4 separate regions of the Homo sapiens genome follow, and regions 1, 2 and 4 are each linked to region 3. The links are chromatin contacts, found by Hi-C or POLR2A ChIA-PET in ENCODE. All regions are on one chromosome and are shown on one strand. The core of a region is the stretch at or near the end of the contact, and the rest is flanking DNA. Distances in the headings are between cores, read along the strand shown.

What was found. A loop is a pair of places that touch in the nucleus more often than their neighbours do. ChIA-PET counts read pairs that join two places held with the same protein, here RNA polymerase II (POLR2A). Pooled maps may share reads with other maps.
Region 1: a loop to region 3 is called in a pooled map, with 6 times the contacts of the local background. The contact joins the promoter of LRRC41 here to the promoter of PRDX1 in region 3. A Hi-C loop is called at or near these places in 1 of 37 single-sample maps with no recorded cell type and 7 of 50 pooled maps. POLR2A ChIA-PET finds 5 or more read pairs at or near these places in 2 of 52 experiments (A673 and H1).
Region 2: a loop to region 3 is called in a pooled map, with 10 times the contacts of the local background. The contact joins the promoter of PIK3R3 here to the promoter of PRDX1 in region 3. A Hi-C loop is called at or near these places in 1 of 37 single-sample maps with no recorded cell type and 10 of 50 pooled maps. POLR2A ChIA-PET finds 5 or more read pairs at or near these places in 4 of 52 experiments (HEK293, HEK293T, WTC11 and 1 more).
Region 4: a pooled map shows a loop between it and region 3 (5-fold over the local background). The contact joins the promoter of RAD54L here to the promoter of PRDX1 in region 3. A Hi-C loop is called at or near these places in 8 of 50 pooled maps. POLR2A ChIA-PET finds 5 or more read pairs at or near these places in 6 of 52 experiments (A673, AG04450, HCT116 and 3 more).

What each region holds. Positions count from the first base shown.
Region 1 is chr1:46,298,623-46,305,834 of GRCh38, reverse strand. It overlaps LRRC41 (leucine rich repeat containing 41), which reads left to right and starts at 2,219. Exons shown (of 10, transcript NM_006369.5): 1 at 2,219-2,711. The coding sequence starts at 2,513. It overlaps UQCRH (ubiquinol-cytochrome c reductase hinge protein), which reads right to left and starts at 2,137. Exons shown (of 4, transcript NM_006004.4): 1 at 2,015-2,137. The coding sequence starts at 2,068. RefSeq lists enhancers at 1,383-1,964, 1,965-2,548, 2,284-2,683, 4,104-4,223, 3,714-4,296 and 2 more and silencers at 2,674-2,733, 2,784-2,833, 2,864-3,013, 3,364-3,433, 3,464-4,013.
Region 2 is chr1:46,127,089-46,134,693 of GRCh38, reverse strand. PIK3R3 (phosphoinositide-3-kinase regulatory subunit 3) reads left to right here and starts at 2,065. Exons shown (of 10, transcript NM_003629.4): 1 at 2,065-2,847. The coding sequence starts at 2,742. The region is part of intron 1 of P3R3URF-PIK3R3 (P3R3URF-PIK3R3 readthrough); the gene reads left to right. LOC101929626 (a long non-coding RNA gene) reads right to left here and starts at 1,323. Exons shown (of 3, transcript NR_125987.1): 1 at 1,304-1,323; 2 at 40-163. RefSeq lists enhancers at 1,283-1,512, 2,753-2,802.
Region 3 is chr1:45,518,642-45,526,260 of GRCh38, reverse strand. PRDX1 (peroxiredoxin 1) reads left to right here and starts at 4,377. Exons shown (of 6, transcript NM_181697.3): 1 at 4,377-4,432; 2 at 7,207-7,323. The coding sequence starts at 7,218. RefSeq lists an enhancer at 3,899-3,978 and a silencer at 5,021-5,183.
Region 4 is chr1:46,243,790-46,251,610 of GRCh38, reverse strand. RAD54L (RAD54 like) reads right to left here and starts at 3,848. Exons shown (of 18, transcript NM_003579.4): 1 at 3,203-3,848; 2 at 3,013-3,099; 3 at 1,492-1,611. The coding sequence starts at 3,205. RefSeq lists a silencer at 4,028-4,287.

The sequences.
Region 1 (7,212 bases), core at 970-3,469, 780 kb before region 3:
GATTCCGTCTCAAAAAAAAAAAATTATGGGTTCCTCATAGAATACCATAGTTTATTTTATTTTATTTATTTATTTATTTATTTTGAGACGGAGTCTCGCTCTGTCGCCCAGGCTGGAGTGCAGTGGCGCGACCTTGGCTCACTGCAAGCTTCGCCTCTCGGGTTGACGCCATTCTGCCTCAGCCTCTCGAGTAGCTGGGACTACAGGCGCCCGCCGCCACGCCCGGCTAATTTTTTGTATTTTCAGTAGAGAAGGGGTTTCACCATGTTAGCCAGGATGGTTTGGATCTCCTGACCTCCTGATCCACCCGCCTCGGCCTCCCGATCCACCCGCCTCGGCCTCCCGATCCACCCGCCTCGGCCTCCCAAAGTGCTGGGATTACAGGCATGAGCCACCGCGCCCGGCCAGAATACCCTAGTTTAAAACTGACTGCTTAATTACTTGCTTTTTCTCATCTATTGCAGCGGTGGATCTTGCTGACCTTTCTGAGGCAGGCTCCATTTCTTTCTTTAGTTTTTTTTTTTTTTTTTTTTTTTGAGACAGGGTCTCACTCGGGTTGCCTCGGCTGGAGTGCAGTGACACGATCACGGCTCACTGCAGCCTGGACTTCCTGGGCTCAAACTCCCGAGCAGTTGAGACCACAGGCGTTCACCACCATGCCCGGCTAATTTTTATATTTTTTGTAGAGACGGGGTTTCGCCACGTTGCCCAGGCTGGTCCAACTCCTGGACTCATGCTACCTGTCTGCCTCGGCCGTCCTCCTAAAGTGTTGGGATTACAGGCGTGAGCCACTGCGCCCGGCCTCAGGTTCTATTTCTTTTTAGAAATAATAAGACTAGAAAAATTAAGGGATAAATAAGTCTCCAATTATTCTGAACCCACAGCCCAGAATGGCTGCCCCCAAGTGACCAGAGAACAGACGGACAGGAAATGAGATTAGAAACAACTAGTAGCTGTGTCGCAAAATTGATAAGAGTCCTGGTTCTAGAACCGCGCTGCTTGGCCGCAATTCCTGGCTGCACCAATTTGGTAGCTGCATGACCTTAGAAAAGATATTTAACCTCTATGCTTGTTTCCTCATCTGTAAAAATGGCACTAATAGTACCCAACACTTACTTCATAGGAATAGTGTGTAGATGAAATGAATTAGGGCCGGGCGCGGTGGCTCACGCCTGTAATCCCAGGACTTTGGGAGGCCGGGGTGGGCGGATCACTAGGTCAGGAGTTCGAGATCAGCCTGGCCAACAGAGTGAAACCCCCGTCGCTACTAAAAACACAAAAATTAGCCAGGCGTGGTGGCGGACACCTGTAGTCCCAGCTACCTGGGAGGCTGAGGCAGGAGAATCGCTTGAACCCAGGAGGCGGAGGTTGCAGCGAGCCGAGACCACGCCACTGCACTCCAGCCTGGGCGACAGAGCGAGATTCCATCTCAAAAAAAAAAAAAAAATTAATTAGTGCATATAAAGCACTTGGAATAGCAAGCAGTCAATAATTATAGCAGCACTCTTTCTCTGGGAAAGAGCTCCCTCTTCCATCACAGAATCACATCGTACATTCTTTCATTGTCCCCAAAGACACACACCTTCCTCAAAGAAAAGGAACACAAGGCCAGGTCTTCCGAACCTCCATAGAAGATGTGGTAGGGATTCCTAACCTGAGCTGGGGCAAGGCGGTCTGTTTGCTCCCCAAATCTGTGAAACGCGGGCTTCAGAACATCTGACTGACTGCAAACATAGGTCATATTTTTACAAGACTTTAGTCCACAAAACATTTTCGCTCTCAAACCTTCACTACATTCACAGAATGCAGAAGCCGAGGCCCAGAGAAAAACTAGTCATCTATCTGTCCAAAGTCACCGGACGAATTCTGGGGAAAGGTCGAGGGAACTAGAGCTCCCGACTATGCAAACCCTAGAGGGTAAACTGGGGGCTAAGAGGGCCCCGTGCGTGTTTTGGCGGGCTAGGTCCTGGGCTTCAGGGCAGAGAAGAGGGCCGAGTGGATCGCCTTGCCTTACCTCCTCAGGATCTCCGGATTCGGTAAGCATCTTTTGCTCGTCCTCCAGTCCCATGTCTGGCTACGGTTCTAGATTCAACACGAGCAGCAACAGCGGCACCTAACCCAGTTCAGGATCAAGAAGGACTTGTAAGGGTCACTCAGCGGAAATCCGGCGATCTGGCCGGAAGTGCGGCACACTCATCGTGGTCGCGAACACATGCTCAGATTGGCATGTACTACCAGCCGCAGGCAGAGGTTAGGGGTAGCTGATGTTTGCACCCGAGGAGGCTTTGCTAAGAAACATCCCCTTAGTCATACCACACCCAAGTATAATTGATCTAGGAGTTTATCTAAAATAGTAGCTCCTAAGAGACTTGGAAAGTGTGCTAATTTCTTCGAAATTTCTTTAGAATAATTCACATTCTTCCCCATATCGCTTATGGAGCCGTCCTAACTGCTGACCTTTTCAAGATGGCGGTCCGCGGGCGACACTCTCGGGCTCGCGCACCTCCCCAAGATGGCGGCGCCCGAGGCCTGGCGCGCCCGGAGTTGCTGGTTCTGTGAGGTAGCGGCGGCAACGACCATGGAGGCCACGTCCCGGGAGGCGGCGCCAGCGAAGAGCTCGGCCTCGGGCCCCAACGCTCCCCCCGCCCTGTTCGAGCTGTGCGGGCGGGCGGTGAGCGCCCATATGGGGGTTCTGGAGAGCGGGGTGTGGGGTAAGTCGCGGGGTGAGGGGCTACCTCTGGCTAAGAGCAAGGGGCGGCCCAGCGGCCGGGGGGCGCGGGGGGCGAGGCCGGGAGGCCCGGGGCAAGGCCCAGCCTGGGGCGCTGAAAGCCAGCTCGTAGGATCGGAGAATGAATTTTGTGACTGACAGGGCTGGACAGAGTAAAGACGGAGACCTAAATGGGCAGGCTGACCCGCACCGCGGCCTGGCTCGGGGGCGCGGGGGGCGAGGCCAGGAGGCCCGGTCTGGAGCGAAGCAGGCTGGGCCCGGGCGACTGAGGCTGGATTGCGGCTGTGGGCCGCGCGAACTGACACTCGGCTGGGCCGGGCAGGAGAGTCTCGGATGTCGAACCGGTGGGCAGCGATGGCCCGGCTGCCCTAGGGCAGGGGCCGAGGTTAGGAGGCCCGGCCTAAGGCAAGGCCAGGCCAGGCCCGGGGCCACCGAACCTGACTGATGGCCCCGGGGCTCCAGCATCTGCCTGACACGCCACGGGGGTCGAGATTCCGGAGGCCAAGCCGATGGGCGGAGGGGAGGACAGCAGATTGGAGAGCGAGGGAATGGGGCAGGGGGAGAGGCCGAACGAAAGGGTCGGGGCGCCGCGGCCTGTCTGACGGCCCAGGGCTGACGGGAGCGAACCGACAACCGGGGTCTCGGGTGCCAAACTGACTAAGCGACCGAGCGACCGTGCGACCCGCAGGACAGGGAGCGCCGGAGGCCACTCGGATCGGCTCGAGCGGCGAGGAGGGACCGGAGAGCGAGTGGAGGGGGGCCCGGAGCGGCTTAAACAAGCGAGGGAGGCTCGAATGACGGACAGGCGGGAAGGGCCAAGGAGGCCCCAAGCGGGGCGACGGCCCGGGGATCCCGGACTGCCGGGCTGCCGTGGCAGGGGGCGCGGCGCCGCCAAGAGGCCTTGGGCTGAATGGGAGTGAACGGGGGCCCCAGGCCTGAAGGCGGCCGGGACCAAAGGGCCGGGCCTGGATGGAGGGCGGCCTGGGGCGCCGGGATGAACGGCCGGGGAGGGCGAACCGGCCAGTTGGGCTGGGAGGCGGGGCTGTGGGTTGGGGACCGCTGGCCGCGGCCTGGCCGCTGACGAGGGAAACTTGGGTCCGACGTGGGGCAAGTGAAAGAGGGGAAAGTGAGGCTCTGCCAAGCAGGCCTAGCCGCGCTGGGGACAGGGGAGGCCTCGGGCCTGAGAGGCTGCTGGCTCTGTGAGGGTGGGGTCGGGAGGCCGGGGTTGGAGTTGGGCGAAGAGGTGGCAGGCCCGGCCGAGGCCTGCTGGGGAGGGGGGCAGGAGAGCAGGCCCCGGGCCTGGAAGCGGCGCGGGGGAGGTTCCACCAGGAGGCCTTGCGGGTGGCCGTGGCGTCTTTGCAGGAGGAAGGCCCTGGTCAGGACAGGAGTGAGGACTTTGAGGACTCGAGGTTGCAGGGCGCGGAGTTTGAGTTATGCCATGAGGAGGGGGTGTGGGGAAAAGGCCCTGGAGTTTGGGGGGACTGAAGCTCCGGGATAAGCTGGAGGGTGGTCGGGGAGGCCCTTGGCTGTGGGAGTGGAGCCCAGTACCATGAGGCCTGAGTGTCCTGCATAGTGGTGGTGGAAGAGGCTTTTAGAAGTCGGCCGGTGTGCGGAGGGGACAGTGGAGGCCCCAGGCCAGCCAGCGGCTGAGAAGACAAGGGGCAGGCCGACCCATGGGGAACAGGAGGAAAGGCTCCGTAGAGCTGAGCAGGGAGCTCAGAAAAGTCCTAGGGCATGGGGAAGAAGGCAGAGAGGGTCTGGCTTTTCCGCCTGGAGCTTCTGGGATGCTAAGACTGGCTAAAAAGGAAGATGACTGGGTGCGGAGGCCCAGGTTGGGAAGCAGCAGCATTAAAGGTGCAGGCTAGAAAGAAGCAAGGAAAATCCCGGCTTAAGAAGAATGGAGAAAGGAAGAGAGGAGTTTGTGGGTAACTGGGGATGAGAATTCCTGTGGCTGCAAGAAGAGATGGCTAACTAGAGGGGAGCAGGTTGGAGGGAAAAGGGGTAAGGCTCTGGAGGAACTTCTTCCCGTGTGGCCTCTTCCCCCTAAAACAATTGACAGTTTACTGAATCTCCCTTTCCCCTTCTCCCTCCCCTACCACTGCTGTACATACCACCATCCCATTACTGGCTGAGCCCCCAGCCAAGTTGAGAGGAGACAGGGGAGGAAGAGCTCCTGTGGGCCTAGACCAGAAAAAGCTGAATCAAGTGAGGCCTTTTAGGAGAATAGCCAAGGAAGAGGCCTGCTAAGCATTGCTATTTTAGAGGAAGGTCTGTGTGGGCTAACAGCCAGGAAAGGCTTCCTGGAGGTAGTGGACTAGCATCGCTTTGTGTAAGGAGTTGGGGCAGCGGGTGTATAGAGGCAGCAGGAAAGGGTACAATGAGGAAACTTTAAAATAAGGTATATTATACCTTGAATACCAGGATATGGAGTTTGGACTTTATCATGAATGCAGCAGAGAGACCTCCAAGGGTTTTGAAGAGGGTAGTGTCATCACCAAGAGCAGGATGAAGAGGGACTGGATGGAGACTGAAGTGAAGGAGAGCAGTTAGGCTGTTGTAATAGACCAGATGAAAGGTGATGTGGACTACATTCGTGTAAAAGCATAGGGAATTAACACTTTCATTCAGCCCGTACATCGAGGACCTACTATGTACAAATAATTATACTAGATTCTTGGATGTCAAGATTCAGTTATTCTGTAAGTAAAGATAAAAAGAGACCCTGGAGCGGAAGTTTTGGTATACTCCAAGATCTTAGACTTGTTCTTTTTCTTTGAGATGGGGTCTCACTCTGTCACCCAGGCTGCAGTGCAGTGGCATGATATCAGCTCACTGCCACCTCTGTCTTCTGGGCTCAAGCAATTCTCCCATCTCAGCCTCTCGAGTAGCTGGGACCACAGGCGTGCCCCACAACACCCAGCTAATTTTTTTTTGTATTTTTGGTAGAGATGGGGTTTTGCCATGTTGCCCAGGCTAGTCTCAAACTCCTGGACTTAAGCAATGCCCCCTACCTCTGACCTCCAAAGATTACAGGAATTACAGGTGTGAGTTTGACTTGTTCTTGATTGGACAGAGATGCCATTGACAGGATAAAAATAACCACCAACATTTAGCGAGCTTATTATGGCTGGGCATTGTTTTAAACAGATTATAAGCATGATCTTCACAACAATGTCATGAGTTAATTACTGTTATCTCCATTTTATTTTATTTTATTTTATTTTATTTGTGAGACAGAGTCTTGCTCTGTCGCCCAGGCTGAAGTGCAGTGGCGCCATCTCGGCTCACTGCAGTCTCTACCTCCTGAGTTCAAGTGATTCTTGTGCCTCAGCCTCCCAAGTAGCTGGGATTACAGGCGTGCATCATTACACCTGGCTAATTTTTGTATTTTTAGTAGAGATGGGGTTTCACCATGTTGGTCAGGCTGGTCTCAAACTCCTGACCTCAAGTGATCTGCCCGCCTTGGCCTCCCAAAGTGCTGGTATTACAGGTGTGAACCATTGCATCCCACCTATTTTTTATTTTTTGAGGCAGGGTCTTGCTCTGTCATCCAGGCTGGAGTGCAGTGGTCTAAGCACAGCTCACTTCAGCCTCAACCTCCTGGGCTCCAGCCATCCTCCCACCTTAGCCTCCCAAGTAGCTGTGACCACAGGTGCACACCATCACACTCTGCTAATTTTTGTTTTGTTTTGAGATAGGGTTCTCACTGTGTCACCTGGGCTCAAGTACAGTGGTGTGATCATAGCTCACTGTAGCCTCGAACTCCTGGGCTTAAGCGATCCTCTTAGCCTCCCAAAGTGCTGGGATTACAGGTGTGAACCACTGTGCCCAGCCTCCATTTTTTTCCAGTTGAAGAAACTAAGGCTTAAAGAGGCTTAAATAATTTGTCCAAGGATTCACATTTAACTAAGTAGTTAGGATTGCACTCAGATTTGTCCTACTCTAGAGGCCAAACCCTTTAGACACTATACTATAACAGCTCTTAGAACTAGAGAAGTTGGCAAGAGCAGGTTTTGTTTTTAAGATATATTGACTTTAGAGACACGAATTGTTTCTATTCTTCATAGGAAAGTACTAGTTCAGAATATAGCAGTAGCCCAAAGGATGGTAGTGGTTAATCTGGAAAAATGGAAAAGGAATTCAGGAAAGACTTAATAAAGGGCATGTGATACTTGAAAGATGAGTAGTTGATATACTGAAAGTGGCAACGACATTCCTATTAGAACAGCATGACAAAGGACATTCCTATTGGAAAGAACAGCATGACAAAGGTACAGGGGCAGAAAGCGGCATAATATGTTAGGTAAATGAAAAAGTAGTTAAGTGTGGCTGAAATGTAGGAGGCAAAGCAGGGAGCTGATACTAGCAGGGCAGATTATGAAAGACCTTTTATCACACATATTCAGTAGGTCCTTTTCAATGCCAAATGGTTCATTTTGCTTGGGCAGAAGTGAACTGACCAGCTCCTAAATAAGCATGTCAAG
Region 2 (7,605 bases), core at 816-3,315, 610 kb before region 3:
TGCACATGAACACCCGTGAACAAAAATAAACCAACCCACCCTTGACTGATTGTTCTGTCTTTTGAGTTATCAAACTTGAGTGCTTCTGGCTCCCAGATATGCTGAAGTAGAGACTGCTGGGAAGGCAGCCACAAATTAGAGTTGATCTTCCAGTATCTTCTACCTGTAAGGAATGGTTCAGGAAATTATAATTAATGAGTCCTGCCCCAAAGTTGAAATCATATTTGGATTTCAGAAATAATAAGAAAGCATATAAGAATCCTGGTGTCTTTTCTTAGCTCAACCATGTCCATCCATACTTTCTGGCCCTTTTAAACCAGTTACTCTATACCCAGTCCATATACATTTTGACTGTCTGCCCTCAGGAACTGTCTCAACTCAGGGCATCTTTAAGGAAGGCAGAACCACCTTAGGAGGTAGAGGGTGAAACGTGGCAACTCTTCCATAGGCGAATCAATATAGCAGACATGCTCAAGGTAGGAGGTTTTGCTAGGGCTTAAATCAGGCTGTCAACTCAAACACAATGGGCTTTGTTACTCCTGTGTAAAGAGGAAATGGAGCAGTTTTTGGCCTCCTCAGACTGTATTGTAGGGTATACAGGATGGCAATTCCAGGCACAATCTTCAGGAGACACAAATCTGCTTTTAGCTATTCAGTGTTCCCCAGCAAGTTAATTAGCTGTTTCTGAAATGCATGGAAATATTCAGCATTTTCATAGTGAAGCCAATCTCCCAGATTTAAGCTTTGGGGGTGGGAATGAGTATGTGAGGAAGAGGGTCTGTCAGGGAAACAGAATAGAGCCCTTTTGGTGAGAGATTCCAACACCTGTGACTTATCTTAGAAATTACACATGCACTGTAATTCCAAGACTTTTTTTTTTTTTAATTGGTTTGAGCACTCGAGCAGGAGGGCTTGCTGAGACCTCTCACTATTTTAGGCGTGGGGAGTTACCTCTGGGTTCAAAAGTCTTTGGGTGGGAAGCACAGAGGAACTGCGAAATGCCTCCCTCAGAAATGTCCAATTGCTCAAGGGGAGAAGCAGGGAGTGGGGTCAGGTAGCAGCCAGGAAGGTTGCAGGGGCCACGGGCACATCCTCTCCCTGAGTGGTAAGGTGGCAAGTGGGTTTGGGGACCATTGCTTTGACAACTTGTCAAGGGTGCGGAGAGGGCTGTCCCAGCAAGGTGAAGAGGTCTGTAGGAAAGGAGTCTCCCCAGAGACCTCCTAAGGACCAGAAGAGCGCGCACCCCGCCAAGTGACAGAACGTGCCCCCTCTGTGTCCGCTCCCTTCCCCCGCGGCCAATCACCGGGCAGAGGCGTCTCACGCCAGCAGGTCCTCCCTGGCTCCTCTCCTTACTCGTCCGGGCGGACCAAGCCTCAGCAGGAGCCCCGCCTGTCTCCAGGCAGTTTGAGCCCCCGAGCGCTCGCCCAGCCTGTCAGTAACCGCCGTTTGCGTTTTCTTCCTTTCTTTCTTTCTTTTTTTTCCTCCTCTTTTCTTTTCCCCTTCTGCCTTTGTCCCGCTTAGTAACTGGGCTCTGACCAATCGCCGCCTTACCGGCCGGCGCCGGCTGTCTCCTGATTGGCCCGCTTGGGGCGCGCAGCCGTCTCCCGCTCCTTCGCAGGAGCAAGGCAGACAAAAGACGCAGGCTCCAGGCTCCGGCAACCGGCCTCAGCCAATCACCACCCACCTTGCCTCTCTTCCCTCGCCCCACTCCCTCCTCGCCTGGCTCGCGTGCTCCCGGCACTGACTCCTGGAGTGCGGCCAGCGCCCGGATCGTACCATTCTGATTGAGGCTGGGGGAGAGCGCGGATGGCTGATTGGGGAGCCGAAGCCTAGAGAGCGGTGGGGAGACGTGAAAGTCGAGATGGAGAGCAGCTTTTTGAACATGTTCTCAGGCACTTGACAGAATCCCGGTACATCGAGGCGGGACGGCGTGGAAGGGGCGGTGGTGATGCCTGCTGTCCCCCCTCCCGGCGCGGTTGGGTGGCGCCTCAGCGGGTGGGCAGCATGGGGCGGGGAGGGTGTCCCCTCCGCGCCGTTAAAATGAAACTCTAGTGGCTGGAGTCCGGGCAGAGCTTGAGGGCAGTTGGTGCGGTCGGGTTGGTTCTTACACCCCGGCGGGAGCGCCCAGACAAGCCGAGCTGACTGGACTTCTCCGGCCGGCCCCATTCCCGAGGCTGCGGCAGCTTCGGTTCCGAGACCGACCGGAGAGGAGCCCGAGTCCCGGCCTCTGGGGGATTCGCTCTCTGCAGACCAGTGGGACCCCGAAACTTGAACGCAATCTCCAGCCCCCTTTTTTGCCTTCCTTTGTCACTTGCCCGGGTTTCTCCCAACGTGTTCTTTTTTTTCCTCTTCATTCTCCCTCCTTCGAAGGACACAAAAGTGGCTTCCGCGGAAAGATTTGGAGGCGGTGGGAGCTTTTCTCCCCGGAGAGCGACTGTGTAGAAAGGATTTTTGGGAAGCCGCTTTTTAACACCTCTGCTCTCCGTCCCCCAAGCCTCTGTGTAATCCTCTGAGGAGAAAAGCCCATAGCTTGAAAGTTCGGGGGCATTTTGTTGTGTTCTGTAGGAGAGAGGGGGAGGACCCTGTTCGGGTAGTTTGGCCGGACTGGTACTGGCCGTTGGAAAACCCGAAGTACATTTCCGTGTGGAACTTTTGCAGATATATATTTTTAGATTTTTAAATACCAGATAAAAAATATATGCCTTCTATATATCTCCTGGCGACCTGCCCCTGACAGCGCGATGTACAATACGGTGTGGAGTATGGACCGCGATGACGCAGACTGGAGGGAGGTGATGATGCCCTATTCGACAGAACTGATATTTTATATTGAAATGGATCCTCCAGGTACTTGGGAGAAAAAAAAAAAGAATCTCGTGATGGGTCTGATTTGTATTTACCAAGAGCTTGCTGATGTTTTCAGGGCAGAAGTATTCCTGGGTGCGCTAGGTTCGGGATGAGGAGATTTGCAGTTACAGCTGCGGTAAAACTGCTTCTGGTTTACACGTTTAAAGTTTGCAGTTAGGACCCTGATCCTATTGTCCTGCGAAGGTGGGGGTGGGGGCTGGAAGTGGGGGTGGGAGGAGAGACCCCTTTTTAAAATTATCATTATTTTTTACTTTGCCTTTGCGTGTCGTTCAGGTTTTTCTTGTGCCCGCCACTTTATTTTATTTTTTTCTTTTTCAATTAAAGACTCTTCTACCTGCAAAGGATGTTTTATATCCCGGGGTTAAAACCAGTCTTTCACTTTGGGCGAATTCTTGAAAGCTTGTCCTTTCATACATTTGTCTAATTTGGTTCGTTGTGTTTTACCCCGGTTAACTTCTGAAACTGAGTTATGTGATTATTCATTGTAAGACTCCCTTTTTCTCTTGCAGAAACAAATGCCGGTTAGTGATTTTTTTTAGGGATTGGGCGTTCGTATTCAGCCATGGTCTTAGTCTGAGGTTTTCCTTCTCAGAAGATAGTCGCTCAGAGAAATCTACGTGCAATATTTTATTACTCTTTAATTTAATGATGATTTAACTTAATTTATGGGATAGGGTTTAATGTAACTTCAATTCCTAGAATAAAGAAAAAGCAAAAACAAAAACGAGGGAACCTTTCTGTTTCCTGTGAACGTGTGATATATACATATGTGTTCCTATACACGTAATGTAAAGTATACATATATAGCACTATATTTTTATTTTAAAGCTCTGTCTGACGCTATTACAGACATTTTGTGTATCTGGTAGGAAAGGAAAAGGAAAGCAAAATGGAAAAGTTGGCTTTTTTTTCCTTTAAAGTCTACCCCATTTTATGATTATTAGCTGTCAGATTTTCTCAAACCCTGTTTGCAGTTACAGATGGTGTTTTATGTAATGATTCTGAATAAGTAGAGAGCCTTTGTGACTCCTTGTTTCTGTCGAGGATGAATTCTTTATGTATTTTAAAACGTGTTATGGCTAAGTCTACAGAATAAAATGTGTGTCATTGGGGAACCTCGTTTATTATAAGACTGTATTTTTGGAAACGTTTGAAAGGATTTGAGCCATGCAAGTGTGAAGAAGTGTAACTGTCTTATAGAAGGTATGTAGAAATTGTTTCCTGTGTCCTTGCAAACGGTGAATTATCCTGTTTTTTTTTTCAATTAGTCAGTGTTAAATGGTGCTGTACTAAAAACTAGTATTGAATAAACCTTTTTCACTCTTGATGATCACTTAGAATTTTTTTCTTTTCCTTTATTTCAGAGCTTTATTTGCTTTTATAATTGTGACTGCAATCCAGATGCAGCTTTTCAGTGTTTTGTAAAGTTTGTAAGATTTGCCACCCATCTATTGTGTCTTTCCCCCTTTGTTTCCCCCTAACGGTAAAGCATGTTAGATACATTTGTCATACATATGAATAGAAATTTAGTACATCACTGGTACTTTTATTGTAAAAAGTAAGGTTAATAATTCTAGATTCCTGTTATAAGAATTATATATTCAAACTGCCTTAGAATTATACTGCATTATATAGTACCTTGCCTTGCAGACATACAAAGGGAATTTGTTGGGTGGGAGGTGAGTAGGGAGGAGGGGAGAAAATGAAGAATGCACTTATGGTTGAAATATATTAGCCTAGTAGAAAAATACTGGTCAAGTTGAGTTGAGTTGTCCAAAAATAATTTTAAGAAAAGTTGACTGTTATAACTATATGGAGACGTGGGTCTTATAAGGTTGTATAGAAAATTCTGATCCAAACTTTATTTTCCATGGAAATAAACATTTGAGTTTAAAATGTTCATCCTTGAATGAAATTGTGCATACTGAGATTCTATTGAGAATACTGAAAAATACATATGCTGTTCTTTATTACCCCTTTTGTAGCTTTAATGTAGAATATGGTTAGTTATTCCTAACAGCTTTTTGAAAACGAAGCACACTTGAGTATGCTGAAACATTGCCTATGAAGTGAATGGTTTTTCATGGAAATAGTGTGAATGTCAACCTTGTTTTATGTGATAAATTAAGTTTTCAAAACATTTAAAACTGTATCATTAGTGAAGTGGTTGCAGCATGTTTTGTAGGTTTTTCCTAGCTCCCACCCCACATCAAGCTCTTATTATTTCCTTCCTGGACTGCTGTGATAGCGTACTAACTGCTCTCCCATTTCTATCCTGTTCAAGCCACGGTAATGTTAAGAGTATCATCTGATGATTTATCTTACAATGATAAATCTTCCAATGGGTTTAAAAACCTCTGAATGGCTTCCCTTTGCCTACAAAATAAATAAATAAATAAATAAATAAATAAATAAATAAATAAAATCCCCCAATTGCTTACCCTCTCATATAAGTCCCTCTAATTTTTGCTTCCAACTTAATTTTCTAGTTAATTCTCCTCCTGGAGTGCATCATAAATTCTATAGAAGCAATTTTGTATTTGCTGTTACTTGAATGTATGCTTTTTTTCCTCTTCCTGGGATGCCTTTCACTCACAATAGTTACATGTTGAAATCTTATATGTATGTGTTTTTAGGACCCAGGTCAGATACCTTTGGTGTCAGAATATGTTCTCTAAACCCTTCTGTTAAAAGTCATCCCTCCTTCCTCTTGCCTCCCTCTTCTAGCACTTCTTCTTCTTTTTTTTTTTTTCCTGAGGCAGAGTCTCACTCTGTTGCCCAGGCTGGAGTGCAGTGGCGCCATCTTGGCTCACTGCAATCTCCGCCTCCTGAGTTCAAGTGATTCTCCTGCCTCAGCCTCCCAAGTAGCTGGGATTATAGGCATGTACCACCACACCAGCTAATTTTTGTATTGTTAGTAGAGACAGGGTTTCACCAGGCTGATATCGAACTCCTGACCTCAGGTGATCTGCCTGCCTCGGCCTCCCAAAGTGCTGGGATTACAGGCGTGAGACCCCGCGCCTGGCCTACTCTTGTAGCACTTCTCAGATGAAATTTTTTCCATTCTGTCTAGAGAAGCTACTGTACTATTTATGTATGCTTCTCCCTATGAAATTGGCTTCCCACCTGGTCATGAGCTGCTTAGCTTGCCCAGGGTCTTGCAAGTAGTAGACAATTTAGTCAGTATATGTTTAATTAGTAAATAAGGAACATTGTTTCCTTCTAGTCTTTAGGTGCCTTTCTACTTAAGGTCCTTGCTCAACTCATTGCTTGGCTATTGTAGTAGCCTAGGGCTAAATAACTTTTGAATTAGACATTTGTTGACTTAGGGCCCTTAACTGTAATGGTGCCAATATTTTTATATGTTTTTTCATCTTTATTTTATTTTCAAGACAGAGTCTCGCTGTGTCGCCCAGTCTGGAGTGCAGTGGCTCTATCTCGGCTCACTGCAACCTCCACATCCTGGGTTCAAAGGATTCTTGTCCCTGAGCCTCCCGAGTAGCTGGGACTACACAGGCGCATGCTACCATGCCTGGCTAATTTTAGTATTTTTAGTAGAAATGGGGTTTTGCCATGTTGGCCAGGCTGGTCCTGAGCTCCTTGCCTCAAGTGATCTGCCCACCTCGGACTCCCAATGTGTTGGGATTACAGACGTGAGCCACTATGCCTAGCCTTTCATCTTAATTTTAGACTGAGCCATAAATGCCAAGTTTTATCTATTATTGCTTCTAGTGGCCTCAAAAACTATTTTTCAAAGATGTTTCCCTCTAGCCTATCTTTTCAATAACTAACATTGTTGTGCATCCTGAAGGTTCCTAATAACTGCATGGATTGGTGTATCTACAGTCATAGTAATGTAAAAGTTGAATCCAAATGGGAGTTTAATGTCTTAATGTTTGTGTATTTCCTGGCAGCAGTAGATATACTGAACTGTTCAGATGAAACATAAAACTTTTTATTTTTGGCTAGGTGTGGTGGCTAATGCCTGTAATCCCAGTGTGCTTTGGAAGCCCAAAGCAGGAGGATCGTTTGAGGCCAGGAGGTCTAGACCAGAACAGCTTTGTAGAGATGCCATTTCTACAAAAAACAACAACAACAAAACTTTTATTGTAGAAATGTTAAGATTGTAGTACAGAGAATCGCCTATAAGCATCTTGGTTAGTCTTGCTATGACTTCGGGAATTGGGATTATTCTGTAGCAAAGCTGGATAGAGGCCTCTCAAAGAGCGTCACCTTTGGTCTTTTGAGGATTACCTATACACAACTGATTATAACTCATACACAAAAGGTTGTAGCTAGTGGTCTGTTAGCTCAGCACTTTAGTTTTGACGTTGTTATTGTTTTCATTTTAGGAAAATGTAATAAATAACTTCCTTTTTAAATTAATGGACAATTCTTTTTTAAAAATTGTTGGCTTTTTTTTGTTCTTATCAAGACAGACTTCTGAAATTATGTATATATATATATATTTTTTTTTTTTTTTGAGGCAGGGTCTCACCTTTGTTGCTCAGGCTAGAGTACAGTGGCATGATCATGGCTCACTGCAGCCTCAACCTCCTGGGCTCAAATGATCCTTCCACTTCAGCCTCTCTAGGAGATGGGACTGTAGGTGCTTGCCACCACACCCAGCTAATGTTTTAAAAATTATTTTTTGGTAGAGACAGGGTTTTGCCATGTTGCCTAGGCTGGCCTTGAACTCCTGGGCTCAAGTGATCTGTCTGCTTCAGCCTCCCAAAA
Region 3 (7,619 bases), core at 3,128-5,627:
TGTGCTCCACTCTCTTTTAGTTCTTTTTTCTTTTCTTTTTTTCTTTTTTCTTTTTTTTTTTTTTTGAGACAGAGTCTTGCTCTGTTGCCCAGGTTGGAGTGCAGTGGCGGGATCTCAGCTCACTAAAACCTCTGCCTCCCGGGTTCAAGTGATTCTCCTGCTGCAGCCTCCTGAGTAGCTGGGATTGCAAGTGCCTGCCACCACGCCCAGCTAATTTTTGTATTTTTAGTAGAAACAGGTTTTCACCATGTTGGTCAGGCTGGTCTGGAACTACTGACCTCATGATCTGCCCACCTTGGCCTCCCAAAGTGCTGGGATTACAGGCTTGAGCCACCATGCCCGGCTTTTGTTCTTTTTTTTTAGACGGAGTCTCACTCTGTCACTCAGGCTGGAGTGCAGTGGCGCGATCTCGGCTCACTGCAACCTCCGCCTCCTGGGTTCAAGAGATTCTCCTGCCTCAGCCCCCTGAGTAGCTGGGACTACAGGTGCACACCACGAAACCCAGCTAATTTTTGTATTTTTAGTAGAGATGGGATTTCTCCATGTTGGCCAGGCTGGTCTCAAACTCCTGACCTTGTGATCTGCCCGCCTTAGCCTCCCAAAGTGCTGGGATTACAGGCATGAGCCACCGTGCCTGGCCTTGTTCTTGAATTAGAAAAATAAACTCAAGTGCCCAGCCCAATGCCTGGCATATGGTGAATACAATAGGTGGCAATTTTCTTTGGGCTGAAGTATGACTGTATGTACTGTGTATTGGTTTAGCCTGCCCATAGCCAATAACCATCCATTATTAAGCTCTGAACTTTCATGCTGCCCTTGCTCCTGCAAGAAAGAAAGGGGAGTCTCTCTGAGCCTACGCTGGCTGCTGGCTCGGGTGGCTGCCTGATAAAAAAGAATAAAAGTTACATAAAAATTAAAAAAAGGAATAATGCCAACTAACTATTCAGCCTCAGGCAAAGAAGGAAAAAGCAAATAAATCACGTCTATGCAAAGTAGTATGATAAATAACAAAAATTGAGATGCTCAATGAGCATGAGACAGCACTTCCTCATTCATTATCCCACTATAAGGGCCAAGGGAGTTAGTGAGGGAGCTGGGGACAGAGACAGAAACATGATACTATTGATTGAATGCTCACTGACTGAGCTCCTATTTTATATCAGATGCTTTGTTGTGACTTTGGGGACACAGAGACAGATGTCACCCACATCCTACTCTCCAGAAAGTCACTCTAGCAGGCAGAGGAAGAAATGTAAAACTAAAATTGCTTAAAAGATTTTTTTGGCTATACAAGCTATTGTTTGGACACAAAGGAGGGGAATTGTAAATCCTGGGAATGAGTAAAGGTAAGAAACAGCCGGAGAGAAAGTAATGCTGAAAGACATGTTTTCTCCAGGGAAAGAGTTTTCCAGGTTCAAACAAAAGTCTGAAGGCGGCCGGGCTCAGTGGCTCACTCCTGTAATCCCAGCACTTTGGGAGGCTGAGGCAGGTAGATCAACTGAGGTCAGGAGTTTGAGACCAGCCTGGCTGACATACTGAAACCCCGTCTCTACTAAAAATACAAAAAATTAGCCGGGCGTGGTGGTGGGCGCCTGTAATCCCAGCTACTTGGGAGGCTGAGGCAGGAGAATTGCTTGAACGCTGGAGGTGGAGGGTGCAGTGAGCAGAAGTCGTGCCATTGCACTCCTGCCTGGGCAAGAAAAGCGAAATTCCATCTTAAAAAAAAAAGTCTGAAGGCTTGAAACAACTACACTGTGTTCTGGGTGTTATAAGTGTGAAGGATGGAAGAGTTATACTAATAGCAGCTAACATTTCTAATTTATAATAAGAACTAAGTACTGTACTGAACTACATAGATAATCACAATAAAGTATTAATATTATTCCCATTTTACAGTTGAGAAAAGTAAGGTTTAATGAGTTTAAGACTTGCCCAAGTTCACACCTAAAATTACAGTGAGGAGTTTTTGTGTTTGTGTGTGTGTGTTTTTTTTTGAGACAGAGTTTCGCTCTTGTTGCCCAGGCTGGAGTGCAATGGCGCTATCTCAGCTCACTGCAACCTCTGCCTCCCTGATTCAAGCGATTCACCTGCCTCAGCCTCCAGAGTAGCTGGGATTACAGACATGCGCCACCACACGTGGCTAATTTTGTATTTTTAGTAGAGATGGGGTTTCTCCACGTTAGGCTGGTCTCGAACTCCTGACCTCAGGTGATCTGCCCTCCTCAGCCTCCCAAAGTGCTGGGATTACAGACATGAACCACCGCGCCCGGCCCTGACAGTGAGGAGTTTTAACTCAGTAAATTGACTACAGAGCCTCAGCTTTTATTTTATTTTTTATTTTTCTTTTCTTTTTAAATTTTACTTTCTTTCTTTCTTTAGCCCCAGCTTTTAAACCACGAATAACAGTGACATGATCAGACTTCAGAAAGATTTCCTTCAGCTGCAGTGGAAGGGATGGATAAGAGATAGTGTTAATTGAAATGAGTGACTAAACTGACTAAACCATGTCACAGACACTTTTGTGGCTGTTTCTTCCCCAGCTTTTAAACCACGAATAACAGTGACATGATCAGACTTCAGAAAGATTTCCTTCAGCTGCAGTGGAAGGGATGGATAAGAGATAGTGTTAATTGAAATGAGTGACTAAACTGACTAAACCATGTCACAGACACTTTTGTGGCTGTTTCTTCCCAAGAGGTTCTCAGGAGGTTTTTAGTATTTATACATTTTCCTTGAAAAGTGGGGGTGGGAAAGATTGAGGCAAAGACTTTAGCTAATGCTCAGGAAATCTACGTTTTGTTTTTTGAGACGGAGTCTTGCTCTGTTGCCAGGCTGGAGTGCAGTGGTGCTCTCGGCTCACTGCAACCTCTGCCTCCGGGTTCAAGCGATTCCCCTGCCTCAGCCTCCCAAGTAGCTAGGACTACAGGCGCGCCACCACACTCGGCTAAGTTTTTGTATTTTAGCAGAGACAGGGTTTCACCATGTTGGCCAGGATGGTCTCGATCTCCTGACCTTATGATCCGCCCTCCTAGGTGGCCTAAATCTACATTTTTACATAAGATAAGGTGAATGTTTGAAGAAAAAGGGAATGGAGGAAGAAAACAATTATGTGGTGGACTCAGGGTAATCTAGTAGTAAGGTACTACTAGAAAGGTAGAAAGTAGTCTAGTAGAAAGGTAATCTAGTAGTGAACATTTATGGAATTTGTGGAATAGAGGCCAGGTGCGGTGGCTCGCGCTTACATTCCTAGCACTTTGGGAGGCCAAGGCGGGCGGATCACCTGAGGTCAGGCGTTGGAGACCAGCCTAGCCAACATGATGAAACCTCGTCTCTACTAAAAATACAAAAAATTAGCTGGGCGTGGTGGTGCGTGCTTGTAGTCCCAGACACTCCGGAGGTGAGGCGGGAGAATCGCTTGAGCCCGGGAGGTGGAGGTTGCAGTAAGCCAACACCGTGCCACTGCACTACAGCCTGGGCGACAGGGTGAGTGAGACTCCGTCTCAAAAAAATGTGGAATAGAACAAACTTTAGTTTTAGGAACTAGACTTTATATTGTAGATCTAGTTGCAATTGACACGTCCTTGTTTTATGGGAGGCTACATACTTTAAAGGTTTCCAGGGGAGCAAATAATTAATTATGATTTTGTGTATGTGTGTTTGTGGGGGGTAGTCATCAGGAAATGTCTGAGGCCTTTTGCCTTACCGTGTGGGTCTGGCTAATGTGTAATGTTTTGACTCAAGATTGTAAAGTCAAATTATTCATCCGGGGAGAGGATGGTCGTGTAACTGAATCAGCCTCCCAAGATGAACTTTCCCTCTGGCGTAAGTTTAGGAGTCCTGATATTTTATTTTCCTTTACAACAGAAAGCAGCAACCCTGTAATTAAAGAGAACAATGAAGGAAGCTATCTAAGCCATGAGGGTTACTGAGGATCTGCGCTGGGGTTAAGGCTGCGAACTTAAGAAATATTTGGATAGACAGTTCTCATGGCTTGGTGTGGTTAGACGTGGTCCTCCGTGGGCAGCAGCTAAGACGCTTACTCCAGTTTGGGCATTGAGGGCACAGTGCGTAGTGGTCCTGGAAGTAAAGAGAATCCTGGTTTTCCGCAGAGATCTAGGATTAACCTAAGCGTTCGGGTTCGGGAGCGGCCACAAGGGCGCCTCACTCCAACCTCAGCCATCCGCAACAGGGTGGGGTATTAGTATTTTTCCGCACCCGCCCCAACGAGGGAAAGCGCCGAGTCATTCCGGCGGGGCGCGCCGGGCGGGGCTCGGGCCACATCCCCCTCCTCTCTCTCCTCCTCCGGCACCCCCGTCCGTTCCGACTCTCGCGAGATCCCTACTGGCTATAAAGGCAGCGCCCCGGAGAGCTCTTGCGCGTCTTGTTCTTGCCTGGTGTCGGTGGTTAGTTTCTGCGACTTGTGTTGGGACTGGTGAGTGTGGGCAGTGCGGCCCCTGCGGAGTGAGGCGCGGCGCGCCCTTCTTGCCTGTTGCCTCTTCCTCCTCCTGTCCGGGGCCCGCCCGCGCTCGGGTGGGGGTGCTGTGATGCGTGAGGCAGCCGGGGGAGGCCCGGAGTCCGAGACTGCTTGAGCGCTGCGCACACCCCTCTCGTGGGCCCCCCACGTAGGTGCGGGAACCTGGTTGAACCCCAAGGCAAGCGTGGACTCGAGTCGAGTCTTCCCCCGGCAACTCGAGCACGTGGCGCGGCGTCTGGGCGGGCTGGTGGTGGGGGTCTCCGAGACTAGCCTCCTGCCGGACGGGGTGGGTTCGGGAAGCTTCTGGAATGGACCTGTATCCAGACTCGTGGCTGTAGAAGACAGCCTCTATGTATTTGGCTGTTCCGGGTCCTGAGCCTTGACTAGCTGCGGAGCTTCGGGTACCCTTTCCCCGTCTTTATTTTCCTGTACGTGGAATGGAGTTAGCGATGAGCCCAAATGTCCCCGCTGAAGCACTCTCTCTGCTGGTGCTTTCTCCAGTGCTGGGGAGGGACAGGGGGCACCTGAAGTGGGGTTTAGGGATGTGGCCCTCTACGCTGGGCAGATCCCCTGAAGGGGCCCGGTGGCGGCCTGAATCCCAGCAGCCTTTACCCCGAATTGGTTGGGTTTTGTACTTGGGGGCCACTTGGGAAAGAAGGATTGGACGAGAAGGCCATTTGGGGGCACCAAGTTGCAGCATGCCTTAGTTTTTGGTTTTTGTTTTTTGTCGTTAAAGGTGTTAAGGACTTTTTAAAAAACAGTTAAAAGTTTGCTAAGATCCATGCTTACAAAATTTCTTTTGCTTGTGGTATTGTGAACTAAGAACTTTGGGACTTGGAAAAGCTTTCAGACCGCGGCTTAGTGGGTTAAATCTCTGTTTTTTGAGCTAGAGTCTCGCTCTGTCGGCCAGGCTGGAGTGCAGTGGCGCGGTCTCGGCTTACTGCAACCCCTGTCTCCCGAATTCAAGCAATTCTTCTGCCTCAGCCTTAGGAGTAGCTGGGATTACAGGCTTGTGCCACCAAGCCCCGGCTAATTTTTGTATTTTTTTTTTTTTTTTTTTTTTGAGACGGAGTCTCGCTCTGTCGCCCAGGCTGGAGTGCAGTGGCTGGATCTCGGCTCACTGCAGCCTCCGCCTCCCGGGTTCACGCCATTCTCCTGCCTCAGCCTCCCGAGTAGCTGGGACTGCAGGCGCGTGCCACCACCCCCGGCTAATTTTTTGTATTTTTGTTAGAGACGGGGTTTCACTATGATGGCCAGGCTGGTCTCGAACTTCTGACCTCAGGTGATCTGCCTGCCTCGGCCTCCCAAAGTGCTGGGATTACAGGCTTGAGCCACAGCGCTTGGCCAAGATCTCAATACTAATCTTGGTGTTGATCTGGGTGAATCCAGTGCAACCTTCCTTTTCAGCAGTAAATTGATTCTTATACTTGTTTTCGCCCTGGGATATTAGCCCCAAAGTCAGGAACCCACCTTCACAAATGGTGAAGGGAATTCTAGGGCTTACACAATACCTAAAGATTTGAAATTAAGCAGATGCCAATCAATATCTTGGTCTTGCCTCTTTTTTTTTTTTTTTTTTTTGGAGACAGAGTCTCACTCTGTTGCCCAGGCTGGAGTGCAGTGGCGCGATCTCAGCTTACTGCAACCTCTGCCTCCCGGGTTCAAGTGATTCTCCTGCTTCAGCCTCCTGAGTAGTTGCGATTACAGGCATGCACCACCACGCCCGACTAATTTTTGTGTTTCTAGTAGAGACGGGGTTTCACCATGTTGGCCAGACTGGTCTCGAACTCCTGACCCGGTGATCCGCCCGCCTGAGCCTCTCAAAGTGCTGGGATTACAGGTGTGAGACACTGCGCCCAGTGGTCTTGCCTCTTAAAAGTTGGACTGACTGGAAGGGCGCGGTGGCTCACGCCTGTAATCCCAGCATTTTGGGAGACTGAGTTGGGCAATCATCTGAGGTGAGGAGTTTGAGACTAGCCTGACCAACATGGAGAAATCCCGTCTCTAATAGAAGTACAAAAAAATTAGCCGGGTGTGGTGGCCTGCGCCTGTAATCCCAGCTACTATGGAGGCTGAGGCAGGAGAATCCCTTGAACCTGAGAGGTGGAGGTTGCAGTGAGCCGAGATAATGCCATTGCATTCCAGCCTGGGCCCCAAGAGCGAAACTCCGTCAAAAAAACAAAACAAAACAAAAACAAATAAAACAAGTTGAATTAGTTATAGGTTGTGTGCTGTCTTGGACAAAGCTACCTGGAGAAAAGTCAAATATGCTTCTGATGTTATGAAGGCAGGTGGAGGCACAGTGATGGGAAAGGTCAACGTGACTTTTGGGGAGCCAAACAAAAGTGTTTGTGGCATTGTGCATTTGGATTCTGGTTTGAGAGTCTTCATCTGCCTCTCTCTCTGCTTCTGTATAATGAATAAGATGCCACTGCACTAATTATGGTTCAGAAAGAATGAGAGGTTATCTCAGTATATAAAGAAATTGCCTTGCTGTTTTTAAATGAAAACAAAGGCTGAGATTCAGAGACTTGTTTCGTTCCAAAAGTTGGAAAGCTCAGACTGTGACCCTTGACTGCTGGCTGGAGCTTCTTACTAAAACAACATTTAATGTATTCAGGGACACTGGACAATGCCTTGATTGTTTACAGCTAAGTCTCTTTAAGTAGGTGAAGGCTGCTGGTTATGTAGAAAATTAAGGCTTGTTTCTAATTCATTTCTGTTATTTCTAGCTGATAGGAAGATGTCTTCAGGAAATGCTAAAATTGGGCACCCTGCCCCCAACTTCAAAGCCACAGCTGTTATGCCAGATGGTCAGTTTAAAGATATCAGCCTGTCTGACTACAAAGGTGAGAGAATTAACACTGGGCTCATTGAGATGGAGTTATTTTATATTCTAGGGGTGGCTTGTTAGATTTGTGTCAATGTTGTTTGACTGTAAAATGTTTTGTCTCCTAGGAAGAAGTATTTAGGTTGTTACCTTCATGTTGAAGTGGTGATTATCAAGTGATTACAGGGTATATATCCTAGGACCAAACCACTTCTGGAGAAACCACATGCTTCATTATGTCTGGACATACTAGCTCAATTATCTTTTCAGTATTCCTCGTCTATTTTCTTTCTTTATTTTTATTTTTGAGACAGG
Region 4 (7,821 bases), core at 2,599-5,098, 730 kb before region 3:
AAGTTCAAAGAACCAATTAAACAATGTATTAGTGATTTTTTTTTTGAGGTGGTCTCACTCTGTTGCCAAGGCTGTATTAGTGATTTTTATATGTATGCTAAAACTATCATAAAAGCAAAAGATGATGGATAAAATTCAAGATAGTGATTACCTCTGGGGATGGGAAAAGGGATTATGGGTTTGACAATGTTCTAGTCCTGGATGATGGGTTCACGGGTGTTTGTGTTTTATAACTTATGTAATATATCTATATTTATCAAGTATTACACAAAACTGTTGTTTTTTTGTTGTTGTTTTGGGGACGGATTTTCACTCTTGTCGCCCAGGCTGGAGTGCAATGGCATGATCTCGGCTCACTGCAACCGCTGCCTCCCGGGTTCAAGTGATTCTCCTGCCTCAGCCTCCCAAGTAGCTGGGATTACAGGCATGCACCACCATGCCTGGCTAATTTTCTCTGTATTTTTAATAGAGACGGGATTTCACCATGTTGGCCAGGCTGGTCTTGAACTCCTGACCTCAGGTGATCCATCCACCTCGGCCTCCCAAAGTGTTGGGATTACAGGCGTGAGCCACTGCGCCTGGCCCAAAACTGTTTTCATTTAGTTGTTTTGTTTTGTTTTTTGTTTTTTGTTTTTTTTTTTTGAGACCGAGTCTCACTCTTGCCCAGGCTGGAGTGCAGTGGCGTGATCTTGACTCACTGCAACCTCGGCCTCCCGGGTTCAAGTGATTCTCATGCCTCACTTGAGTAGCTGGGACTACAGGGGTATGACACCATGCCCAGTTAATTTTTGTATTTTTAGTAGAGACGGGGTTTCACCATGTTGGCCAGGCTGGTCTCAAACTCCTAACCTCAGTTGATCCACCCATCTCAGCCTTCCAAAGTGCTGTGATTACAGGCGTGAACCACCCGACCCGGCCACAAAACCGTTTTTAAATGTTTGCTGAATGCACAAATGACTAATCTCCATTATGTATTCCTACTTTTCCTTCAAAACATTCCTCATAAAGCTTAGTGGAAAAGCTTTGGAGATAGACAGATCTGCTCCACCCACTCTGAGCAAATTACTTAACCCTTCTGAGACTGTTTTCTCATCTTAAAACGTGAGAATTACATGAGGCAATGCACAGAACCTGCCATGGTGGTGATTAAGTTTGACTTTACTAGAGGAAATACATGACTCTGGTACACCTTAAAGTCATATACAGAGTCAGAGTCTGAGCTGACATGAGGATCCTAGTTCCTTTACCCTCCTTTCCTCAGGAATCTGAACCATCTGATATCTGGTGCCCATGTAGCTACTATAAACCAGGCACAAGTCAGGCACACCTCTCTAAGCAGGCCCCAGCAGCTGTGGGCAGGTCCAAAGCCCCTACAGATGTGTGTCTTCTGGCCACTCTAGAAAGCACTGAGGGAGTGTACAGGGACAGGAGTCTACCTAGGCTGAGTGACTGGGCACAGACATACACATGCAGGTTGCAGTTCTGGCTTACATGCTGACTGCTGTCCAGACAAGGTGGTTGATTGGTTAGCTGACTCAAAGGTTTCCGAAAAGGAGACAGGAAACACTCCTGGATCTGGGTCTCACTGCTGGATTTCCGTTTCCTAGGAGTCTAGGAGAGAGAATTGGGAAAGGTGAAGTCTAGAAGACCACAGAAATCACCATAATGGCAACTAACACTTGAAGTGCTTATTAAGTGCCAGGCACTGTGCTAAATTCTTCACACATGTCATAGTGTATCATCTTCATAGCAACTCTATTATGTAGAGTTATTATCCTTATTTAAGAGGTGAGAAAACTAGAGCTTAATGAGATTAAATAACCTGCCTAAACTGAGCGGGGCAATGGAAGAGGTAAATAAAATGGGCCTCTGAAGAGCAAGTCTACCAACAGCATGGAGTCCTGGTGGCCCAAAGCTTCACTCCAAAAGCTCCATGGAATGATGGAGCAACCAAACATTTCGCTGAGTTTCCAAGAGGCAAGAATACAGCTGCCTTCAACTCCCAGGCCACTGAGGCCACTCCCCACTCAGGCCACCCATGGCTGTGAGGACACTGGCACTAAAAGCATCTTCAGAAGCAACCAGCAACTGACAGCAGACCCAGATGCAGAGAATGCTGCCCCAAGTTCAAGTCTGAGACCCATGTACATGGCAAGGGTCAGCCAATGTGCCTCCTTCACAGGTAGAGAAGCCCCTTGCACACCACGGTACAACTATTGAGCAAGCCCCATCAAGCCATTAGGCAAGAACACACTTGTACCAGCTTGCCAGGATATTTGAAGCCTCAGTGATCCTGTAAGACACACCTGAAACAAACACCAGCACCCCTACCCCACACCTTATTCACACACTGCTCCTGCCAAAAAGTGCCTTCTAGTCCTTGCGTAGCTGATCCCTTCCTTCAAAGTTCCAGTGGCCAAGCCCCCACTTCTTGAACTGCTCTTATTCTCTGAAGTCCATGCTGCACTGTCCTATTTATTTTGGTTTACATAGGTCCTGCCCACAGCCAGCCCCAACAAGCCTCCAAAACAGGAAGCAGAGCCCAGGGCCCAACCTAAAGTAGAATATACTGTACTTGAGTATGAGCAAGGACTGGAAGGACACAACCTGTCAGATCTAGGCCCAAGTGAGCCCAGGACTCCAAGGTAGGCCCAGAACACTCTACTGTTCTGTGACACTGGGCAGGGGACAAAGAGCAAAAGAGCCAGCTGCTAATTGCTGTTGTGTAGCCCTTTTTTCCAAGCAGAGTCAAAAGGTCCAATCCAACTGGCTCTTTTGCTTATCTTTTCCCACCAGGAAAACTGAGGCTATATTAGCTTCTAGTGACTACCCTGAGGATAAAGATTTTACTAATCTTGTTCAATGCCTGGCACATAGTAAGTACTCACTAAAAGTTTATTGAACATACAAAAGAGGCATCTGGAATTGGCTATGTAACCCTAGAAACCAAATCCTGGCTTCTTTTCTGTCCAAACAGCTCTACCCACCTTCCCTGTCCCCTTGAGTGCTCACCACTAGGCCAGGTTGCCAGTCTTCATCATCACAGGACCTGCCTTCAGGTTTTCTCTTGGCCAGCTGGCTGGGAGCCAAGCTCCTCCTCTGTAAAGGGAGAACAGAAACAGTGCCTGCAAGGATCCTGCAGCCTAGGCCTACTAGACCCTGACCCAGGGCTATTCCCAGTCTCCCCTAGGCCCACACTTACCATCCTGGGCCTAGGAGTTTAAAACGTCAAGTACCCATGAGCCAAAGGTCAAAAGCAGGCAGCGGCTAAGAGTGTAGGACCAGGGTCTAATCTGTAGAGGGGGCTGCTACATTATTGAGAGGACCGGCTAATTAAAGAGGGGGCATGGATGGCGGGAATCCATCCAGGAACTGGTGTTTGGAACCAAACTGTGAGAGTGGCCGTCCCCAATAAGCCGAGACGAGAGATTAGGCCAAAGAGGAAGAGACCAAGCAGAGATTAGTGTGGGATTGGGGAGGAGGCAGGTGGAGTCCCAGACTGGGCGGAGTGGAGTGGGGATGATGGTCCCAGTCCGGGTGAAGGGAGGAGGTAGTTGCGCGGCGGGGCGGGGTGGGATTGGGGGTGGGTAATCACTGGCCAGGAGAGAGAAGCTGGGGTGAAAGTCCGAGGCCCGGGTGGGGAGGGCGAGTCTGGAGAAAGGAAATTTCCCAGGGCTGGAGGTGGAAACCAGGATCAGACTCAGGGAGGTCGAGCAGGAAGCCACGCGGGCGTGTAAAAAACCCAGGTTAGGAGGGGAATACCAGGAGGGGCTGAAAAGAGCGACAGAGATAGACGCAGACCCCAGCACCTCTCTCTCAACCTTCCTGTTCCCAAAGCGCGCGTTAACAGCCGCCAAGACTCACCGACCCGCCAAGACCGGGTCAATCGAACCTCCCGCCGCGCTGCCGTCGTATCACCCATTGGCTGCGTTCGATGAGTTCGGCGCTCGCGACCCAAGGAAGAGGCGGGAATAGTGCTGCGCCCAATGAGGAGTCTGGGCTCTGGAGCTGGAGAAGCTAAATTGACCTACTAGGAGGCGTGACTTAGATGGGAGGGCGGGGCCAACAGAGGTGGGCGGTTGGGCGAGAAGAGAGGGGCGGGGCGGGGGCGGGGGTGGCGGGGGAGGGGCGGGGCCAACAGCGAGGAGCAGTTGGGCGAGAAGAGCGGGGCGGGGCGAGAAGAGCTGGACGGGGCGGGGAGGGGCGGGGCCAACAGTGGGGAGCGGTTGGGCTAGAGGAGCGGGGCAGGGCTAGAAGAGCTGGACTGGACGCGACGGAGCGGGGAGGGGAGGGGCGGAATTACTACCTGCGAGCTGGAATTCGGCCCGTCTCGGGTGTTTGTCCCAGGTCGGTGAGCTGTGGTCCCGCAGCTATGGAAGGGAAGATTTACGCCACATTGAGCAGCAGGGGAGTTACCACCTGTAGTGGACAGCTGGGGATTATGAAAGGCGGCACATTTCTGGGAGTTTGGATTGAATCTACAGTGGTACCAGGTCTAGAGCGGAGGGCCGGGGTTGGAGTCAGGCCTCGCCCACCCAGAAAGTGGGGAGAGGCATTCGGCCCAGACTGCCACGTGGCGGGCTCGGGCAATGGGAGCCCCCGGATGACGCGACTTTCTCGCTCAGGGGTGTCTTGAAAGAAGCTGCCTTCCTCTCCAAGGCCAAACCGCGTTGGAGGAAGCGTTGTGTTTGGAGTCAGAGATTTAATCATCCAATCTCTCAAAACGTCAGTTTCTTCATATCTAAAGTGGCATTATAATAGTACCTCCCCCCCATGGCTATTCTGACAAGTAAATTAATGTGCGTAAAGCACCCAACAGTGGCATGCACAACCTAGGTACTCACTAATAATGATAAGGGTGTATTTATAGCATTTACCACCAGGCATTTCTGAGCTTCTAAGATATAACAGTTCATGTAATGCTCATGACTATGAGGTAGGTTTATTTTTGTCCCCATTTTGTAAGTGAGGAAACAGGCCTAGATAGGCTAGTAACTTGTACAAGGTCACACACCTGAGTATAGCTTAAGCCATCCTCACAGGGTTATCAAGAATTCTGAGGTCAGGCATGGTGGCTCACACCTGTAATTCCAGCACTTTGGGAGGCCGAGGCAGGAGGATTGCTTGAGCCCAGGACTTCCAGATCAGCCTGGGCAACACGGAGAAACCCCATATCTACAAAAAAATTAGCCAGGCATGGTGGTGCACAGCTGTAGTCCTAGCTATTGCAGACGCTGAGCTTGGAAGCATCGCTTGAGCCTGGAAGGTCAAGCTGCAGTGAGCCAAGATCGCGCCACTGCACTCCAACCTGGACGACAGAGCAAGACCCTATCTCAAAACAAAGAATTCTGGGCCGGGCGCGGTGGCTTACGCCTGTAATCCCAGCACTTTGGGAGGCCGAGACGGGCGGATCACAAGGTCAGGAGATCGAGACCATCCTGGCTAACACGTGAAACCCCGTCTCTACTAAAAATACAAAAAATTAGCCGGGAGCGTTGGCGGGCGCCTGTAGTCCCAGCTACTCGGGAGGCTGAGGCAGGAGAATGGCGTGAACCCGGGAGGCGGAGCTTGCAGTGAGCTAAGATCGTGCCACTGCACTCCAGCCTGGGCGATAGAGCGAGACTCCGTCCCAAAAAAAAAAAAAAAGAATTCTGGAGAGAAATATCGTTTTAATTAAGTATTAATCGGTTGGGAGGCTGTGGCCAGCGGATCACTTTAGGTCAGGAGTTCGAGAACAGCCTGGCCAACATGGTGAAACCCCGTCTCTACTAAAAGCACAAAAATTAGACGGGCGTGGTGGCAGGCGCCTGTAATCCCAGCTACTCATGAGGCTGAGGCAGGAGAGTCGCTTGAACTCAGGAGGGGAGGTTGCAGTGAGCCGAGATCGCACCACTGCACTCCAGCCGGAACGACAGAGCGAGACTCCATTTCAAAAATAATAAATAAATATTTCTGGTTCTAGTTTCCAGTAATAGCAAATAAATGTAGTCAGATTAACCCTCCCACAAATAACAATTACAAACTCTAGGGAAAAAAATATTTTGAAAAACCAATTATTCCAGGGCACTGGACAGTGGCCAAATTTAAGCAGGCTCCAGAAGGAAGTCTACCTACCCTTAAAGAACAACTGCAACTGGTGAGATTAGAAAAGCTGTGGCCTCTTACTTAGGGCATTCCCCAATCTGCAAGGAACTCTTGGGTGACACAGAGTTACTACCTGTGTGGGAACTCTGGTGGGAAGACACAGCTTTACTACCTTGAGGTGTCAGGAAACAGAGTTTGAGGCAGGTCAGGGAACAGAGTTTGAGGCAGGCAGAGCAACCAAAAAGTTACAGGAGAAATCCTAAAAAGGAGAGTATTGCAGAGGGGGTGAGCCCCAACATTTGGGTAAGACAAGTCCTCCCAATTCCTTGGTTGACTGCTTACGTATACATGTGTAGGGGTAACAAGAAACCCAGCAAAAAAAGAAAAAAAAAAAAAAGCAGCAGCTAGAAGGTAGAACTGGGTGAAGATTTTGGCTTCTGCCCTCTGCTGGAGATGATTGATTTGGAATTAAAAATCTAGCCAAATTAGCTGCCTGCCAGAACAAAAGCTGTTCTTCAGAGAAAAATTCTGCAAAGGGCATAAGAAAAAATTTTTGAGACAGAGTCTCACTGTGTTGTCCAGCCTGGAGTTCAGTGGCACTATCACAGCTCACTGCAGCCTTGACCTCCCAGGCTCAGTCTCCCACCTCAGCCTCTCAAGTAGCTGGAACCATAGGCATGTGCCACCATTCCCGACTAATTTTGTGAATTATTTGTAGAGTTGGGGGTCTCACTATGTTGCCCAGGATGGTTTCAAACTCCTGAGCTAATCTTTCTGCCTCAGCCTCCCGAAGTGCTGGGATTATAGGAATTAGCCACCATGCCCAACCTGGGATGAAAACATTCTATATATTGAGATGATGGGTTACATTGAGATGATGTGGCATTACAGTAGGTCTTTTTTTTTTTTTTTTTTTCAAACAGGATCTTGCTCTGTCATCCAGGCTGGAGTGCAGTGGTGCCATCACAGCTCACTGTAGCCTTGACCTCCTGGGCTCAAGCAAGCCTCCCACCTCAGCTTCCCAAGTAGCTGGGACCACGAGCATGCACCACCATGCCCAGTTAATTTTTTGATTGTTTGTAGAGACAAGGTCTCAGTATGTTACCCAGGGTGGTCTCAAACTCCTGGGCTTAAGCAATCCTCCCACCTTAGCCTCCCAAAGTGCTGGGATTATAGGGGTCAGCCACTGTGCCCAGCCTTTAATTAAAAAAAAAAAAAATGACAACAAAATACAATTTAAAATCAACAAAAACAGTAGATTCATCCCCACCAAACTTGAAATACTAAGGAAAATTCTTCACACTAAAGAAAATAACAGACTAGGCTTGGTGGCTCATCCCTATGATTCCAGCACTTTGGGAGGCAGAGGTGGGCAGATCGCTTGAACCCAGGAGCAGCCTGGGTAACATGGTGAAACCCCGTCTCTACAAAAAATACAAAAAATAGCCAGGCATGGTGGGTGTGCCTGTAGTCCCACCTACTAGGGAGGCTGAGGTGGGAGGATTGCTTGACCCCAGGAAGTGGAGGTTGCAGTGAGCTGAGATCATGCTCTTGTACTCCAACCTGGGTGACAGAGCAAGATCCTGTCTTAAAAAAAAAAAAAAATTAGCTGGGCGTGGTGGTGTGTGCCTGTAGTCCCAGCTATTCAGGAGGCTGAGGTAAGGAGGATCAATGAGCCCAGGAGGTTGAAGCTGCAGTGAGCTGTGATTGTACCACTGTACTCCAGCCTAGGTGACA